Regions from separate parts of the Mus musculus genome. Here region 2 is linked to region 1. Evidence: chromatin loops called from intact Hi-C (ENCODE). Cell type or tissue: left cerebral cortex. All regions are shown on one strand. Links, peaks and the distances in the headings refer to the core of each region. The heading gives the core; the rest is flanking DNA.

What was found. A loop is a pair of places that touch in the nucleus more often than their neighbours do. Peaks named below come from ENCODE experiments on the same cell type or tissue, not always from the same donor. Only the 100,000 strongest peaks of a DNase experiment are listed, where the experiment ranks them.
Region 2: it touches region 1 in a loop (10-fold over the local background); 8 of 42 quality-filtered maps call a loop at or near these places.

What each region holds. Positions count from the first base shown.
Region 1 is chr13:61,762,432-61,767,813 of GRCm38, forward strand. No RefSeq gene overlaps it. Among named protein-coding and RNA genes, the nearest start is that of Gm9595, 52 kb to the left of the region's middle. In left cerebral cortex, for the core only: no CTCF peak of the experiment used is centred there; no DNase peak of the experiment used is centred there.
Region 2 is chr13:62,092,718-62,098,099 of GRCm38, forward strand. No RefSeq gene overlaps it. Among named protein-coding and RNA genes, the nearest start is that of Zfp808, 34 kb to the right of the region's middle. In left cerebral cortex, for the core only: no CTCF peak of the experiment used is centred there; no DNase peak of the experiment used is centred there.

The DNA of each region.
Region 1 (5,382 bases), core at 319-5,318:
TCATATCCTTCCTTTTGGCTAATGTCAAGTGAAACAGTGCATCCCATTCAATTAGAATTTCCCTCCGATCACAGCTGGAAAAAGTCTGATTCCTCAAGAAGAGAACTTATCTGCTGAATAAACGTTTAGTCATCGTCTGTATACTTTACAGGAGAGAATTGAGCTAAAAATCAGGAACACATCTACAGATGGGAAAATAGTTGTTATATCGATTGGTTATAGTACTCAGTTGTGCATATAAAAACATGTTAGGTCCCCAAGGATGGATTAGTTACCTTATGTCTTTATCAGCATTCCAAATTAGGCACACTAAATAAATATGTTAACATATTTTCAATTTTCATTAATATTTTCTTGTGTTCTTTCAGTTATTTTTGTTTTATTTTAAAGAATTGTCTGACTGTTAATTTCAGGCTCACCTGGAATCTAGTATGTGGAATAGGTTGTGTGAAGACATCAGAGATCAGGCAGTGGTCCTAACTCAAGTAACAGAAGAAGGCTCCTATCAAACACAGCCCTCCTGCCTCACTGTCTTCCAAACACAAGCAATATTGTTTTTGCTTTTTCACAGCATCTGTTAACACTCACCAAAGAACTAGGGCAGAGTTCATTCCTTTTTCTATAGATGGTGAAAACCAGGCTCACAGAGCTAAGTCGTGTCTGATTATACTTCAGTGTAACTGTTCATCTTATTCATCCTGTAACTCTAATGACCAGCTCTGTGAAGTGGAAGCCAACTAAACCAGGCATGGTGATACAGGCCTGTATACATGGTGCTTAGATAGCACTGTTAAAATTTCAAGATGACAGTGGTTAGCGTGGTATGGTGGGAGACCCAGAGAGCCAAGAGCGCCTGTGAGTGATTGGCTCAGGCCAATATGGATAGTTTTCCCTGCAGCTGCAGAACTTCAGGACCATGACACCTGTAACTTTTAGCACACATATTCACCATGCCAAGTGCTCTATTGTTGATAATGTTTCCTGTCCTAGATAGCCTAGGTTACTTCAGGGTCAGAATGTACTGTGAGTGGGAAGGTCATCCTCAGGCAGTGATGAGCTCCCTACTGTCATTTTCAATGGGAAATGTTCATCCCTGAAATATACACACAAGCAACAGAAATGGATACTGCCAGAGCCCAGCATGGCCTTGGTAGGGACAGCAAGACAGGGTTCCTGTTCCTAGGACAGGACCAGAAGGCATGGGCCATTTGGAGTCAATGAATGCTGGGGGTGGGAAGGCTTGTTTGTATTATAATGTACATGTTCTCACATTCCACCTTGAGGAGTCTCCTCCCTGTTAATGTTAATGACTCCAAGATAACCAGAGACAGAATTAGTCTGGGAAGAAAAGGTGTGGCTAACATCCCATCAAAACGGTAAATCCTAGGACCTTCAAGAAAGACCTAAGGCTGTGGAAAAGAACTTTAAAATCATGAGTTTGAAACTATATCATTTCTGAACTACACAAAAATATAAGGGTGCAATATAAATTGTATAAGGATCTTCACAGATCTTAAGAAAAACAGGCAGTTATATTTAAAGACAAGCAAATGCAAATGCAGGCAGATTCCTGAGTTTAAAGTCAGCCTGCAACAGAGAGAATTTAGGTCCTGGTGTGGTCAGAATGGAAATCTCAGGACAAGGTCTCACCCAGCTAAATTTATGCTGGCAGACAGACCTCTGAATTCTTTTGCAGTGCTTAAAAAAAATGCTTGTTGTCAAGGTTCTGGTGACACTGGATGCTGACTCATAGGATAATCAAAGCGACCCTACAATAAAGAATTAAACTGATGTGTAAATTAAAACCTTGGCTTTTGGTCTGCATTAGATCAACTAGCAAAAAGCTGCAGCACTTCCTGTTTAAATTTTTTTTTTTTCCTTTAGCTAGACCTGAGCAGTCTGCAGTCTGGACATATCTCGAAAACCTAAACAGTTCTTGAAAAAAAAATTTTCAGTGGGAATTTCTGATATTGTTTGGAAAATCTATGGAGAGAAAACACAACTCGTTTTAGAAATTTTCTAGCTCTTTTAGAATTCTTTCAAAAGCAGATATCTAAAGAACATTTCACATTAAGACAAAAGAATATGCCTGCTTCTAAGCACCTCACAGAAAATTCTCCAAAATTAACCATATAATTGGAGACAAAATTCTCAACAGAAGAATCTAGAATGTCTAGAAACACTTAAAGAAATGTTGAGGGGCTGGTGAGATGGCTCAGTGGGTAAGAGCACCCGACTGCTCTTCCATAGGTCCGGAGTTCAAATCCCAGCAACCACATGGTGGCTCACAACCATCTGTAACAAGATCTGACTCCCTCTCCTGGAGTGTCTGAAGACAACTACAGTGTACTTACATATAATAAATAAATAAATAAATCTTTAAAAAAAAAAAAAAAGAAATGTTGAAACTCCTTACTCATTAGGAAAATGCAAATCAAAACAATCCTGAGATTCCTCCTAAACAATCAAAGTGGCTAAGGTCAAAAACTCAAGTAAGAGCACCTGCTCCCAAGGGTGTGGAGAAAGGGACCCCTCCACCCCTGGTGGGATTGTAAAACTGTATAACCACTCTGAAAGTCAATCTGGCCATCCTCAGAAAATTGGAAGTAGTTGTACACACAAGGTACTCTGTCCCTTGATTGAATAAGAAAATGTGCTTTGGGAGACTGCAAGAATTTCTTGATAACTACAAATTTCCCACACTCAGGCCCTGTGTGCCCCTATTGTGGAAGCAGAGAGCTGGGCAGGCCTGTGCTGTCTGAGTCATTTGATCTCCTCTGGTCCAGTAGGAGTGCGGCCACAGTTTTGAGGCCCAGCAGGATGACACTAGATTGTGATGAACTCTGGGTAGACGTAGTCACTAGAAGCAACAGTAGGAAGTACCTTGTGTCTTCCTTCTGGGATTCAACTCTGATGTAGCACTAGGGAGCTGTGAGGTAGACCATAAGCTGAGTGTCACAGCTCCTGTCCAGGAAGGTCACTTTCAGGACTAGGAAGAGTAGGTTGGCTAAACTATCAGAATCTGATCTGTTGGGACTGGGATGGATTGTGAGCAGTCTATGGTTCTGTTCATACATGTATGTGGTGACCTGGACAGAGGCCCTTGGCCTGTGAGCCTTCCTGAGTTTTAATTTCCTGCGGGGAGGGGGGTGGTGGAGAAAGGTTCTGTAGTCCTGGCAGTGGAAAGCTGTGGTTCTTACAAAATGACTATCCAGTGCACACACCAAGACACTGCTTTGTAGATGTAGGGGAAAGACAATTTTAGAAAAGGAATTTCTGGTTCTGAACATTGCATTCCAAAGATAGTTTTGTGTAACAAATTTTACAAATACTTTAGAAATTGATTCACAGGATGAGATGGGGTCTACTTGAAAGAAAGATGAGTACTTGCTGGACAGTAAGAAATCTGCCAAACTAGGGTCTATTTTGAGTTATTATTGTGGGTGTTGAGAATTCTTTGTATTTTAATAACTATTTTAAATTGATCATCTCAAATGATATCACCCTTCCTGGTTCCCCCTCCACCACCATCACATTGCAAATCCTTCTCCCCCCTCACTTTGCCTCTATGAAGGTGCTCTCCCACCAATACACCCATTCCTGCCATACCACACCATCAGCCCCCTATGCTGGAGCATCAAACCTCCACAGGACCAAGTCCCTCCCCTCCCATTGATGGCAGACAAGGCCATCTTCTGCTACATATGTATCTGGAGCCATGGTACACTCCTGGGCTGGTGGTCAAGTCCATGGGAGCCCTGAGTGGTCATCTCAGCCTACATTGTTCTTCCTATGGGGTTGCAATCCCACTCTGCTCTTCCAGTCCTTCCCCTGAGCTACCCAACCAGGGTCCAGAGCTCAGTGTGATGTTTTGCTGGGCGCATCCACATGTGCTCTCATCAGGTACTAGCAGAACCTCCCAGGAAGAGCCATACCAGGTTTCTGTCTGCAAGATCCTCTTGGCTACAGCAACAATGTCCAGAGTCAGAATTTGGTGTCTGCAGAGGGAATGGATGCCTAGTTGGAGTGGTCCCAGGATGGCCCTGCTTCAGTCTCTACTCCAATATTTGTCCCTGTCTTTCCTTTGGACAGAGACATTTCTGGGTTAAAAACTTTGAAATAGGTGGGTGGCTCCATTCTTAGACTGGAGGCCATGCCAATCTACTGGAGGTGGTCTCTACAGGTTCTATCCCTCCTTTGCTTCTCATTTCAGCTAACATCATCCCTGTTGGATCTAAATTTGCCCCCATTGTGTCCTGGGAGCCTCTTGCTTCCCTGGCTTCTGGGACTCTCCAGTGGCTACCCCCAGTTCCTCATCCCCCACTGGTATATAATATTATTCAATTTCCTGATCCTCTGTAATTCTCTCCTGTCCCCTCCAATTCCTCACACTGCCCTCTCCCCTTTTCTTCCCTGTCATCTCTACCTCCCAGGTTCCTATTCCTTCTACCGATTTGAACCATCTTGTTCCCTTTTCTATGCAGGACTGAAGCATCCACACCCTTGTTTTCCATTCCCCTGAGTACCATATGGTCTGTGTGTAAAAAATGGGTTACAGAGCTAAACAAAGAATTCTCAACTGTGTAATCTAGAATGGCCAAGAAGCACCTAAAGAAGTGTTCAAATTCTTTGGTCATCAGGGAAATGCAAAGCAAAACAACTCTGAGATTCCACCTTACAACAATCACAATGGGTAAGTTCAAAAACTCAGGCAACAGTAGATGCTGGCAAGCATGTGGAGAAAGAGGAATATTTCTCCATTTCTGGTGGGACTGCAAGCTGGTACAACCACTTTGGGAATCAATGTGTCAATTCCTGAGAAAATTAGATATACTTCCACTTGAAGACCAGCTATCTCACTTCTGGTCATATACCCAGAACATGCTCCAACATATAACAAGGACACATGCTCCACCATGTTTTTAGCAAACTTGTATATAATGACCAGAAGCTGCAAAGAACCCAGATGTCCCTCAAAAGGGGAGTGACTACAGAAAATGTGGTACATTTACAATATGGAGTACTACTCAACTATTAAAAACAATGACTTCATGATATTCACAGGCAAATGCATAGAAATAGTATCATAAGTGAGGTAACACAGACACAAAAGAACACACACTGTATACACTCTCTGATAAGTGGATATTACCCCAACAGCTCAGAATATTCTATTAATTTTCCACACATAAAGCCATAGAAACATTGGTTAAGTTCACATCTTTCATTGCAGAGGTTCCTTAAATTTTTGGTGAAAGCTTTTCTTTTTTTTTTTTTTTTTTCATTTTCTTTTTTTCCTGAGACGGTTTTTCTGTACAACCCTGGCTGTCCTTGAACTCACTTAGTAGACCAGGCTGGCCTTGAACTCAGAAATCTGCCTGC
Region 2 (5,382 bases), core at 149-5,148, 330 kb after region 1:
ATCTCGCAACAAAACGCGAGGTGGGACTCGAACCCACGATCTCGCAACTGGGCACGAGGTGGGACTCGAACCCACGATCTCGCAACACCAAATGGTCTCTTGGCCTTCAAAGGGGTCCACCAGGCGTCCCTGATCCTCCCCTGTTCCTCCTGGGACGTCTCCCAGGGTGAACGGACGGTGGACACCTGGACACGTCTATCCTTATCCACCCCGCACTCCCTCTCGGAGCGCGGTCTCACTGAGCGTCCGCAAAACTGAAACTGCGATCGCACCAAACTTAGAAACAGAACACAGACATCAGAACACAGACATCAGACCAAAACAGAACAAAGAATCTTACCTCTAAGTGGGTCTAGGACCTCTGGGTGGTCGCGCTGATTCCCGGCCAATGCACCAAATGAAAGACCCCCGAAGGGAGACCCTTACTCAGACACTCAAGTCCCGGGACAGCCGCGTACCCAAGAAGACACTGAGACCATACATAAAATGTAGAAGGCAAGATTTAATAAAGTAGCAACATGAAAGCACACAGACCAGAGCTCTGGGGTCGAAATAAAGCAGCAACATGAAAGCACACAGAGCTCTGGGGTCGAAACTCATACACCTTTGCACAGGGTAGAGGAGTCTCGACGACCAGCCAAAATTTTTCACAGGCTTATATAGTAAAACTCAAAGGGGGAGAACTGGGCAGGGAAAGTACAAGTTTACATCACTAGGGAGTTCTGCCAAAGGAATCTACGTAACTAAGGAGTCATGTCCTATCATTTGGCAATGTACCTGGTTCATTTTGAGGTTGTTCTAGGAGGCCTTTATCTCAAAAATGTTTTTCAGATGGGAGGGGGTGGGCTCCGAGGTAAAAAGTTCATGTTCTCACAAGAGGCCAGTAATTTTTTATTCTTCACTTCTACTTGAAGACCAGCTATCTCACTTCTGGGCATATACCCAGAACATGCTCCAACATATAACAAGGACACATGCTCCACCATGTTTTTAGCAAACTTGTATATAATGACCAGAAGCTGCAAAGAACCCAAATGTCCCTCAAAAGGGGAGTGACTACAGAAAATGTGGTACATTTACACAATGGAGTACTACTCAACTATTAAAAACAATGACTTCATGATATTCACAGGCAAATGGATAGAAATAGTATCATAAGTGAGGTAACACAGACACAAAAGAACACACACTGTATACACTCTCTAATAAGTGATATTACCCCAAAAGCTCAGAATATTCTATTAATTTTCCACACATAAAGCCATAGAAACATTGGTTAAGTTCACATCTTTCCTTGCAGAGGTTCCTTAAGTTTTTGGTGAAAGCTTTTCTTTTTTTTTTTTTTTTCATTTTCTTTTTTTCACGAGACAGGGGTTTTCTGTACAGCCCTGGCTGTCCTTGAACTCACTTAGTAGACCAGGCTGGCCTTGAACTCAGAAATCTGCCTGCCTCTGCCTCCCCAATGCTGGGATTAAAGGCGTGCACCACCATGCCTGGCTGGTGAAAGCTTTTCTAAAGTTAGGTTTTTGTTTTTGTTTTTGTTTTTGTTTGTTTGTGCTTTGTTTTTGGTTTTGGTTTTGGTTTGGTTTGGTCCTTTTTGTTTTGTTTTGTTTTTCATTTTATTTTTTATTTTTGGATTTTTTTTTTTTTCATTTCAAAGGCTGTCCCTTCTGCTGGTTCCTCCCTAGCCTCTTCCTGCCTTAGAGACCTTTCCCATTGCTTCTCTGGCCCTAGGTATCAAGTCTTCCCCAGATTAGGTGCATCACATATCACATTAAGGCCACAGGTTTAGGGACAGCATCTTCTGCTGGGGGCATAACTGGCCTTTGAGGGGTTACAGCTCAGGCGGATGGATCACAGGGTTGGACGAGGCCCAAAAGCCTGATGATCACTGGCCTTGCAACTTTCTCCAATTGTACTGGATGCTCTCAGCTCATGGCTTCTAGAAACCTAACACTCTCTTGGCTTGATTCTTTTCTCCTTATCTTGCTGTGTGTTATTGTTATTTTATAAAACTCTGGTCTTTATTCTATGCTGTATCTTTATTTTATAACTCTCTCTTCTATGCTGTATTAAGCCCTGACAACTTAACTCCTTATTAACTCCTTATTACTGTTCTGTGTGAAAACCTAAATTCTTTCTTACTGTTCTGTGGTTCATAAAGTACTGGAGAAAAAACTCTTACTGTTCTGTGCTAAAAACTTAACTCTTGGGCTGGAGAGATGGCTCAGCGGTTAAGAGCACTGACTGCTCTTCCAAAGGTCCTGAGTTCATATCCCAGCAACCACATGGTGGCTCACAGCCATCTGTAATGAGATCTGGTGCCCTCTTCTGGGGTGTCTGAAGACAGCTACAGCTATATATAATAAATGAATAAATCTTCAACAACAACAACAAAAAATTAACTCTTTATTACTTGTGCATAAATAAGTGCTCATATCTGGGGATTAAAACATGCTGTTTCTCGTAAGGTTATTGAGTAAAAGAATTTATTGCTAGAAGGTTCTTGCTGGCCTGGGAGCTTGTTAACACTTTTAAACAGAGAGATAGGAAAAGAGTCACTCCCAGGCACAAATACACTAGGTGAAGTAGAAAATGGCGGTATTCATACATTTTAATGAATGGATGGACGGACAGATGGGGCAGAACACCCAAGTTACCAACTTTATTACTTTTTCTCTACTTTTTATGCCTCCATAAACAAAAGTTCCTTAAAAGATTGCCTCATATATAAAATGTTACAAAAAGGAGAGTTTCAGCTGGGCATGGTGGCACACACCTTTAATCCCAGCACTTTGGTGGCAGAGGCAGACAGATTTCTGAGTTCGAGGCCAGCCTGGTCTACAGAGTGATTTCCAGGACAGCCAGGGCTCTACAGAGAAACCCTGTCTCAAAAAACCAAAAAAAAAAAAAAAAAAAAAAAAAAAAAAAAAAAAGAGGGGGGGGGAGTTTCAGAAAGCTATGCTCATTGTATTTCCTATTTGTAAGACTTTACTTAGTTTTAGTAAGAATGGACACAGTCTATAAAAAAATTCTTCCCTAGATTATTTTAATCAAATCAAGAACTCCATAAAATCATTAATTGTTCTAAAAGCATTAATTCATCAAAGTTCATGTTCATGTGGATCTGAAGGAAATTTACCCAATAAGATTTGCTGATGCCCATGAATCATTAAACTAAGTAATAGTGATAAAAACAAGTATCATCTGCCAGAAGCAATCCTGGTGTGAAGTGTCTTGGGACCTTTCTTCTAAGAGCTCACCCATCTTATGCCACTCAAATCGATGTGGGCTGCATATAGGAAGGCCTCCTGCTTGACTTAGCCTTTCCTAGATGGCCCCTGACACTCAGATCCATTTTTTGGGAAGCCTAGAGGGAGAGTATACCACACTTCTGCTACATATGTACCAGGCACCTCCTTCCAGCCCATGTGTGCACTTCTTAGTGTGCCAAAGGCGTGTGCCACCACCGCCCTGCAAGCTGGAACTTTTGAATTGACAAAAAAAGTCTTTAATCTAGGACACAGCTTCTGGTGGCAGAGTACATATATAAAGCATATGGAAGATGGTAGCTCCTTTGCTTTTTCTGCTTGCCACATTCTAGCTAGCAAGATCATTATATTTTTCTGGCATTAGAGGCTGCTTCTTTGGACTCCTGGTATATGCTGAAGACCAGCTGAGACACAAAGGCACTACTGTAGTCTTCAACTCTTCATGGGTACAAATTAATTGCTTCACTAACTGAATCACATTTTGTGAACCATTCATATATATCCCCTTTCTGCATACATAGAGAGATCCATGCTATCAGTTCTGTTTGTGTGTAAAACCTTTCAAATACAGATATGCTCACTAACCTTCCCCCTGAGGAAGACGTGCTGGCTAACAATAGTGCTCCATAGTGACTGGCATCCATCTCCTGCTTTTCTCCCAGGGTTGTCTGGAGAATCATATTGAAAGGGCAAAATAAACCCCATTTGTCTCCATTTAATTTCCATTTGAAGACAAGTCCTGATTTCAAAAAGGTGCCAGCTTCAGGAATAAACTATGAATCCCAAAAGTAAGTCATAAGACACCAGGTCTAAGAACAGACCATAAAATCCAGAAGAAGATGGTAGAACCCCCTTCCAGAGACCAGACTGGGGATAACCACAGAAATGGGGACCTATCTGAGAATGGTCCATCTGGGCTGGGCAGGCCTGTTTCATCATATGGTGAAAAGTTCATAACATAGGAATGCAGATCACTGACAACCTGTGACCCCCTAGCCCCCACCAATAAAATTTAAGATTGCCCTATCTTTCTAGAGAGTTCCATTTTTTTTCCTATAAGCAAGTGTTCATGCTTTTGTCTGGGGTTGCCATTTCAAAGAATGCTGGTTGTTTCTGCAAAACAAGTGCTTTTTTTTTCCCCCCTTACTGTCTGAATCTGGGGTCTTCAGCGATTTTTGGACCCTTACAGTATATAGCAGATGAATATTAGATGCAGTAATCCTGACATCAGTGTAAAATCACGATAAGAAATATCATATTTTGTGTCTTAAATTATCTCTTTATTTGTTAACAGGCATGGAACCATTCTGCCTATGGGTCATATAGTTTACTCTGCTCCAAGGTGAATAGTGGACTGTGCAAATTATCATCTTGAGTCTAAGAGGAAGAGGAGAGGCAGAGAGGGGGATAAGGAAAAGAGCAGGACTAGGAGGAGGAGGGGGAGTAGAAGGAAACGAAGAAGGAGATGAAGAGGAGGAGTAGAAACAGGAAGGGGAGGAGGAGGACTAAGATGATTATGAGGAGGAGGAAGATATTCGTGCTGAGTACTGCAATACAGAAAGATAAACTATGGTAGGACAGGGAAACGCCATACTGAAACAAAAGTCTTGCGGATCTGGAAAAGACCAGCTTCTGTACTTAATTCCTGGGCCAGGAAAGCATTAGGCCTGGGCCTTCAGTACTCATGTCACTCAAGATTGCCTGCCAATCAGGGCCTGCAGGAAAACCATCCAATCAGGAGAAGAGGCGGGTTATTGTGGAGTAGCCTTGAATGGTTGGTGTGACTTGCTTTGACCTTTGCTGCTGGGTGCCTTGGCGGAGTGCTGGCGAGCTATTGAGTCTCATCATGGTGAGCATGGGAACACTGCCCCTAAAGGGAAGGAGCAGTGGTCTGAGAAGCAGGAGTCTTGGTAGTGGGTCCTCCCCTGGGTTAGGTGGAAAGTAGCAGCCACCTGTGAGGTCCATAAGATCTTAGCCACTAGATGTACTGAGTGGTGGCATCTGAATAACTTCATCACGGGAGCTTTATCTGCACAAACCATTTGGAACAAGGGCTTGCATATAGCAACATCCTTAGTGGATGCCAAATTTGGAGAGGCCCATTATCTCT